2 separate regions of the Homo sapiens genome follow, and region 1 is linked to region 2. A link is a loop called in an ENCODE intact Hi-C map of the cell type or tissue named here. Cell type or tissue: psoas muscle. All regions are shown on one strand. Links, peaks and the distances in the headings refer to the core of each region. The heading gives the core; the rest is flanking DNA.

Region 1 (4,397 bases), core at 266-4,265, 67 kb after region 2:
CTAGGACCCAGGTTTTCAACCATTTTGTCATACTGCTCATACATATGCATGGAGATAGCCAGAGAAGCTCCATTCTGAGGTCTTCACTAAAGGAGTTTACTTACCTGACAGTTAATATGTTGATTTCCTGCATGGTGAAATGCTGGAATACATTTGAGTGCATGCTTTTATTATAGCTTCCTAAACACCTACAAATAATTTAAATTAGAGCCAAACGTTTGTGAACCCCCAGAAGCACTTCCAAACAATCCCAAGTTTTGAGAAACCCAGTGTGAAGGCCCCTGTTTTGGGCTAATGCAGAGTTTGGCAAACTCTGGGCCCACGGGCCAAATCTGACCCATCACCTGTTTTTGTAAAGAAACTTTGACTGGGGCCAGGCACAGTGGCTCATGCCTGTAATCCCAGCACTTTGGGAGGCCAAGGCGGGTGGATCACAAGGTCAGGAGATCGAGACCATCCTGCCCAACATGATGAAACCCCGTCTCTACTAAAAATACAAAAATTAGCTGGGCGTGGTGGTGCACGCCTGTAGTCCCAGCTACTCGGGAGGCTGAGGCAGGAGGATCACTTGAACCCGGAAGGCGGAGGTTGCAGTGAACCGAGATCACGCCACTGCACTCCAGCCTGGCATCAGGGTGAGACTCCGTCTCAAAGAAAAAAAAAAAGATAAAAGAAACTTTGATTAGAACATAGCCATGCCCATTTGTTTACATATGTTTATGGCTGATTTCACACTGCAACAGCAGAGTTGAATTGTTGCAACAGAGGCTGCAAGCCAAAAATATTTATTATCTGGCCCTTTACAGAAAAATGTGCGGACCCCTGGGCCAAGGCAGACAGCCTGGCTGATGCCTCAGTGGGATGAGCCAGGTCACATCCACCTATGCATCTGTGGGCGGAGGCTGGCTCCACTGCCAAAGGGAAGGGACATGGGGCTCCATGCCCATCTGAAGATTCCAAGTTTTGACTATTTTCAAGCGACCCATGGCTCATGGTAATTTGCAGTTTTGTTGATGCACTGATTTGACTTGAATGTGCTCTCCCAAGCTGATGAGTGAGAGGGCAGGAGCAGGGCCCTTGGCTGGGGATGAGCCCAGCTGGCTGTCCAGCATGGCTTTGTATTCCCGACTCATTTCCTCATGGGGCCTCTTAGGCAATGATCAGCCTAGTAGGTGGATGCGCATTAGCTAAACATGAGTTTTGGATAGATTGAAGTGCCCAGTGTTGATTTCAGCAGCTCCGAGCCAACAAGGTCATCCATGTACTTTCTGTGAAAGCAAGAACAAGTCCGTCGTGAAGAGGGTCCCGTGAGGACTTTAGCCGGTTCAGAAGTTACTGATCAAGTGAGAGAGAAAACTCCTGTAACAGCTGGAATGGCAGTTTCTTGTGGCATGAAGGCACGTGAGCAATAAACACAAATACCCCTCATAATGGAATTGTGGATCAGGAGAATTCTAGGACTCTGCAAATTTAGAGATTTACCAGGCTTCCAGGATCCACTGCAAGAACAGACAGTATGGAAGACGCCCCATCTACAGCCATCATTGCTGTCGCTATGCCATCATGATACTCTTCTCCACTAAGCCCAGACTGGGTCTCAGAATCTTTCTCTATCCAGCATTCCAGGCAGCCACTACCAGCGGGCTGGAGCTGGTGTGAAAGATGAAACCTATTTTGCCATCCCTATTGGTGTTGGGTTTTGCTATCCAAGAGGCATGCAAGGCCCAGAATGTTCATCCTCTGAGGATATGATGCAACTCTGAGGATGTCAGAGCCTCACCTGACTTGGGTAGAACACAAGGAGGTGGATGAATAGCATCGTGTGGCTGGCGGCTTCCCAGATCACGGGTTTTATCTAGTCTTAAAGCAAAACACAAAACCACCTCCTTTCTGCCAGTAGGTGGCACTGCAGGCCGGCACGCAGCTGCTGGCAGTAGTCAAGTGATTCTACCCACTGATTTACTTTTCTCTCCCACTGACTTAGTGCTGCGCTGGACTCTCCCCACGGTTAGCTCTAGCCAGCCAAAAAGGACTTCAGGTGCTCTGGAAATGTTTGCTAAATATGCCCGAGTGACGAGCCGATTGCTCTTGCCGGCAATTACTGTGATTGTGTGTATGGATGCACACATATTAAGTTTGTGCAACAGGATAAAAATCGTACACGTACGTGTATTTATGTGGGTGTGTGTAATGGGCCAGATATCTCAGCCAATGACTCTGTGTGTGTGTGTGTACTCACTATGTGTACAGATGGTTATCTCTGTTAACTGAGTGTCCTGGGACCCACATACTGATGGCCAGCCCTAGGATAGTTGTACCCATTTCCATCATAACATGGGCATTTGCGTATGTGCAGCTTGGGGGCCACCGAGACCAGCCCCCAACCTCTGGCCAAGAAAGTCTTGGCTCCTAACCCTCTGCCTCCTACCCCTACTCCTGAGCCTTGGGAAGGAAGTGGTAGAATCTGTGTAAGGGCAATCCTTTTGACTATACCTGCCTCATCATCTCCATTTGTTTCTTCCCTCCCCCTAACAGTGCCAAGGCCAACGTGTCCAGTTGGGCAGATTGTGCACTGCAAAAATCTAGAGGGCGCCATTGGTATTGTGACATGGGTAGTACCTATTAGACACCTGCACAACCTGCCAACTGTATACAGATGCCCTGGTCATCTCATGGCCATGGCTACGAAAGTTGCCTTCCCTCCCCACTACCAGCCCTGCCCAACCTAGGCAAAGATTCCTGCCTCTGCTTGAGTGTTCTAATGTGGCCCAGAAGTGACTTACCATTGACCTTAATTGGGAAGTATCTCCCTGATGGGCCATCCCCTAGAGGCCTTTGGAATTCCATTTATAAAAGTGAAATGTGGCTGGGAACTTTTCAGTTACTCATCTTTGCAAAGTGAAAGCCTCTGTAAGGCAAACCAAAGCTGTGAAGACTGGGGTCACTGACTCCCACACTCCTGGCCTGTGGGTGAATATATGCCTTCATGGCCATCTGCCACGGAATTAGGGTAAAGGCCTCAAGGCTAGTCTTGTAGCTAACTGCCACCAAGAAGCCACCAAGAAAATCACTGAGGTCACCCTAGACTGGATGCCTGGGCCAGGGTCACAAACCCCAATGCCTACAGGGGCGAGGCAGGAAACATAAATGAGTGGAGAGGATTAAGCCAGTTCTTCACTGAGAATGGAGAACACTGTGGTCTGCCATGGTTGCTGCCACATGGGAATGTGGCCTGAGGTTGCCGGATAGTCCGCCCCATTTTTGAAGAGAAGCTGGGAATCTGGACTTTTAAATGTTGGCAACTATTTTGAATTTAGAAAACACCATCTGGGCCAAATAAAACATATTCTGTAGGCGAGATCCGGCCCTTGAATCTCCAGTTTGCATCCGCTGGCCCAGGCCCAGAGACTTGGGTTTTTAAGACCCAAGTCACTGAGAGTCTGAGGATATTACACTCAGATTCTCAGTGATGGATATTTAAGAGACCTCAGAGATGACCTAGCTCAGCCTTTGTGTGTTCAAAACTGCGTATGTACAAACTTCTTTTTTTTTTTTTTTTTTTTTTTTTTTTTTTTTTTTTGAGACGGAGTCTTGCTCTGTCACTCAGGCTGGAGTGCAGTGGCACAATCTTGGCTCACTGCAACCTCCGCCTCCTGGGGTCAAGCAATTCTCCTGCCTCAGCTTCCTGAGTAGCTGGGATTACAGGTGCCCGCCACCATGCCCAGCTAATTTTTTGTATTTTTAGTAGAGATGGGGTTTCACCATATTGGCCAGGCTGGTCTCGAACTCCTGACCTCAGGTGATCCACCAGCCTCTGCCTCCCAAAGTGCTGGGATTACAGGCGTGAGCCACCACACTCGGCCTACGAACTTCTTTATTAATGTAATAGCGCACATATACTTAACTTCTGGTTTCTACTTAAGAGCATCTCAATAACCTCCGATATAGAATACGATGAAAAATGAAACCTGTGTGCATAATGTGCTTGTATCTACCTGTCAGAAGCCCTTTGCTTTGATAGCATTTGCTGCCTCAGTCTTCCTCATCACCCAACCTCTCTGGGTTGCTTGTTATGATAAACCTAAGTGCCTCCGTAAATGGTTAGAGCATGTGTTTCTTCGTCTTTGTGACTTCCCTTGTCTGGGAATAAGACTGCTTGTACTTCTCCCAGCTTTGCCCTCTTTGGCCTACTAGTAGCACACCCCATCGATCCAGACCTGTCTGGCTCTTTGTAACATTTACCTGGTCACATGATAAAGGGTGCTGAGTGCTTGCCAGTGTGGGTCCCTGTCACTTCTCATGCATGTCCTATACCTTAATTTTACCACATGTGCTTCTGCTTCTTAAAAGCCATTCAAATAAATGGAGAGGGTTTTAATTAACTTACGTTGTCTTGT
Region 2 (4,397 bases), core at 219-4,218:
AGGGACAGTAAAAAAATTATCCATTCCAGGTGGCAAATAAGCTAGGTACTCACTTGGGTAAAAGTGAATGAAGAAATTCCTACACTTATGTATGTATTCAGTCATTCAGTCATTCAAGAAGTATTTACTAAGCAAATGTAATACACCAGGAAATATTCTAGGTGCTGAGGACACAGGAAATCCCATTCTCATCGAGTTTACATTCTAGTGATTCACTCAAGAATCCTGTATGGAGCTCTCCCATTCCATACAAGTGCAGTGGTGTGTTGGAGCTGGCTTGCATTGGCTTGTGAGAGCCAGGTGTGTGCATCTCTTTCCAACTCCCTATTCAGTTATGTTATGCCAGTAACTTCGAATTGGCCATGGTGGGAATATTTACACCATGGAAATAGGCAAAAGCTATAAATCAGGGCTTTTGTTTTGGAGTCAGTTGCTAAATATTTGCCAGCCTACCACTACAAGTCACTCAGTCAGAGAGTTCTTCCCTGATTAATCAATTTATAGAAGCCTGCCCCAGTTATTCTGTCACATGCCCCTGTGTTATTTGCTTTATAGCATTTATTACTACTGGAAATGCCCTTGTTCCATTGATTTATTCCACTGGTATTTATTGAGTGCCTACTATATGCCAGGAACTGTTAAAGTACTTGAGATCTAACAAAACAGAGATCTATACCCTTGTGGGGCTTACATTCTAGCAGGGGCAGATGGATTTTTAAAAACAATGAGCACAATAAGTAAATTATTTGGAGTGTTAGAAGGTGATAAGTTCTGTGAGGGGTGGAGAAAAAGTAGAGAAGGGCAAGAAGGATCTGAGTTAGGGACATGAGTGATGATTCTAAATGGAGAAGTCAGGGTGGGTCTCATTGAGAAGGTTATATGGGAATGCAGACCAGAAGTAGGTAAGGGAATTATCTGTATAAACAGTATTCCAGACAGAGGGAAAAGTCAGTGTCAAGAGCCCACACTGGCCTGGCCTGGCAAGTTCAAGGAATAGCAAGGCCAGTGTGGCTGAAGTGGAGTGAGCTGAGGCAAGTGGCTGGAGAGATGAGGTCAGATCATGTGAGGCTTTGTAGGTGATTAAAAGACCAATGTGTTTGGACTGTATCTGGGCTCTCTACCCCTTTAGGTTGGTCTGAATTGACTGTACTCTATTTAATTTCTGTAGTTTAACATTCATTTGTTATATCTGGTATTTTATTCTTTTTTTCAGAAGTATCTTGCATGTTCATGGACATTTACTCTTTCATATGAACTTTAGGACCTGTTAATCCAGTTACAACAAAAAATCCTGCTGAGTTTGTATTGGAATGAATTTAATTTGTAGGTTTATTTTGGGAGAGAAGTGATACCTTTATAATAGTAAGTATTCCCATCAATATCTCTCCATTTATTATTTTATTCATATTCTTTTTATATATTTAAAAACATTTTGTATTGTCCTCTATGAAGGTCTAGTATATCCTTTATGAGATATAGTCCTAGATGCCTTAGAGTTGTTATCAACCCTGGGAATGGTATATTTTATGCCTAATACTCTTATTGGTTTAAATAGTTTTTCTCTATATTCTCTTGGATTTTCTCATTGACTGTAATATCACCTGCAAATATGGATAGTGTTCTGTTTTTCTATGTTAACACTTCTTGTTTATTTCTCTTATTACATTGGCTAGGAGCTCCAGTATAATGGTGAATAATAGTGCTGATAGCAATCTTGTTCCTGACTTAATGGAAATGCTTCCAAACTTTCAAGCATAAAGTTTATGTTTGGGGTAGATACCCTTTAACAGGTTGAAAAAGTTCCCTTCTATTCCTAATTTGTTAAGGGTTTTTTAAAAATTATGAATCCACATTTAGTTTTGTTGAATGATGTTTTTTGCATTTTTGAGAGGATTGTATGATTTTTCTCCTTTATCACTTAATTGGCAAATCACAGGGAAACATTTCTTAATGTTAAATTATGCTTCTGTGAGTAAAGGGAAAATTAATATCAGGCTGGGGCTGATGCAAGCCTGCCTGACACTGACCTTGGTCTTCCACAATACTGTTTCCTTGGAAACTGCAGAGTTAACATAAACAGGGGATGTTGTGTATGCTGACTACACAATTGTGTGGAACTGCGCATGGGTCTGGAGGCATTGTCAGTGAGCATACAGGTCATGAGCGTATGCAACTGGGAATGGCAGGAAATATTGGTGAGAAATAGAGGTTTCAGGTTATTTACTTACTTACTTATTTATTTATTTATTTATTTATTTATTTATTTAAAGAGACAGGGCCTTGCCTGAGACCCAGGCTGGTCTCAGACTAGGCCCAAGAGATCCTCCTGCCTCAGCCTCCCAAAGTGCTGGGATTACAGGTATGAGCCACTGCGCCTGACTAAGGCTTTAGGTTCTATGAGTCAAAGTGATCGCTGCACACCTTGGCTAGCCCGTGGCAGCTGTAATTGCCCTGTGGATGAATGACAACAGGACATGTGTACTTCGGTAGCTGCTGGGCCACCTGGTGAGATAAAGATGTAGCATCTGCCATATCTTCTGCCTTGTATTCTAGGTTACAATTTATTTCTGTCTCATGAGTCTTGCTGTCAACTTGAACCTATAATCACAGCTGTAGTCTGTACCTTCTTTCCGGGATTATATTTAGCACAATTATGGAGCAGTATTTTAATTTTACCTCTAGGGGGCAGTCATGGATCATAAATTGGTATGCTGTTTTAAAAAACCATCTAGAATAAACTGCCCTTTTAGGTTATGTACTTTTTTTTTTTTTCTCATTTTTACAGATGAAGAGACTGAGCCTTAGAAAATCTAAATAATTTTCTTAGTTCACATAACTTGTAAATAGCAAAAAGCAGATCTGGGATTTTTTTTCAGATAAAAAATTATACTTTATTATAACTTTTAAAATTGCAGAACGTCAAGCTGAATATCATTAGACACGTACACAAAACCACTCATCTCTAAAGTCATCTTCTATACCCTATCAAAATTTGGCCAATGAATCATGCCTCAGGGAATTTTCCAGTTCAACCCCATACACCAACATGGAATATTTGGAAACACTAGCCTTTTGGTTTTGCCCAGAATTCCAAAGCGCTATTACAGGTGGAATATCTGCTGCAGGAGGTCATTCTTGCTGCTGTGGGTGTGAGTAAAATGTCCACCTGTATGCCTCTGGTCCTGCAGGCTTTGTTCTCTTTCTTCTTGTTTTGTCTCCTTCTACAGGGGTTCCCTTACATACTGCAATCAAAAGACATCTTCTGCTCAGAATCACAACAGATAGTGAGTGGTTCAAGTGAGAAGTAATGTTATATAGTAAGTTACTGAATCTACAATGAGAAATTGAACTCTGGGGCCACAACTCAAATATGATTTCAAGGTAAAGAATATAATTACTTGGCTGGCTAGTGAAACGCTTATTTCCTTCTAAAATCATAATTGCAATATGGACTTCTGCTTCATGCTGCATCCCAAGGCACAAATCAGGTAACCTACATCTGCCAAATGATCAACAGAGCATTCCTTCCTATTTTACCCTCAATGCTGAGAAATTACTCCAGAGCCCAGAAGTTGTTGCATAGGTGGCTTGGGTTACTTGGTGCTCAGGCAACAACTGCCACAGGCCCCACCTTGATGAACACCATCAATTTCTTTAAATATGATGATACTAAGATGGAGGAGGCCCTGCTCAGAAGAAGCAAGGACGTAAAAGCTGGGACAGACTGTGCTGTGGGTCACTACACTAACAGACCCAGATGACACGATGGAACGTGAATACTGAAGCTGACAATCTTCTGAAAATCTCTTTTTCAAAACCCATATGCCCTTTTTTCTAATCTGGAAATCAGGGACAGGGAAACATTCGCATAATTACCCACCAACATGTTCTTCTTAACAGAAGTGAAGATTATTTTAAGAATATGAAAAGTGTTTCAAGACATCTGTTTTCAGGGATAGATCACAGCAACAGAAGTACTTTTCAGAGTGGTTCATTTTAAAGTCAATCTCAAGAACAAGGGCAGCCAGCTTTCACAAAGTACCAAGACATGTTCTGGCAAAAACATTTTTGCTTTAAGTTATATGCTGTCAAGTTCAACTATTTTATACATATCTGATCCTTTTCTGTCAACAAAAAAGGTACAATTTTTTTAAAACTCCAAAATCAATAATTTCTGGGTAGGATGAAGGTAGAATTTTGGTTGTATTTTATACTTCAGAATACAGATGAAACCAAAAGGTCTGCAATTGTCTCTACATTCACATCTTTCAAAGGTCCTTTTCTCCTTTTACATGGATTCAGTTGAATCATTGCCATCCTGATTTGAAGACATATTTTCAACTTTCATTAGTGGTAAATAGCTCCTAAGTTCATCCATTTCCCTCTTCTTCATTTCT

The links. Peaks named below come from ENCODE experiments on the same cell type or tissue, not always from the same donor. Only the 100,000 strongest peaks of a DNase experiment are listed, where the experiment ranks them.
Region 1: it touches region 2 in a loop (3-fold over the local background); 43 of 110 quality-filtered maps call a loop at or near these places.

The regions. Positions count from the first base shown.
Region 1 is chr1:39,651,214-39,655,610 of GRCh38, reverse strand. It overlaps NT5C1A (5'-nucleotidase, cytosolic IA), which reads left to right. Exons shown (of 6, transcript NM_032526.3): 6 at 1-4,382. Among named protein-coding and RNA genes, the nearest start is that of HEYL, 14 kb to the right of the region's middle. In psoas muscle, for the core only: a CTCF peak has its summit at 1,891 (motif pointing right); DNase peaks (open chromatin) are centred at 1,080 and 1,870; H3K27ac peaks cover 1,525 bases.
Region 2 is chr1:39,718,488-39,722,884 of GRCh38, reverse strand. It overlaps the pseudogene CCDC25P1. Among named protein-coding and RNA genes, the nearest start is that of PPIE, 18 kb to the left of the region's middle. In psoas muscle, for the core only: a CTCF peak has its summit at 2,670 (motif pointing right); no DNase peak of the experiment used is centred there; H3K27ac peaks cover 591 bases.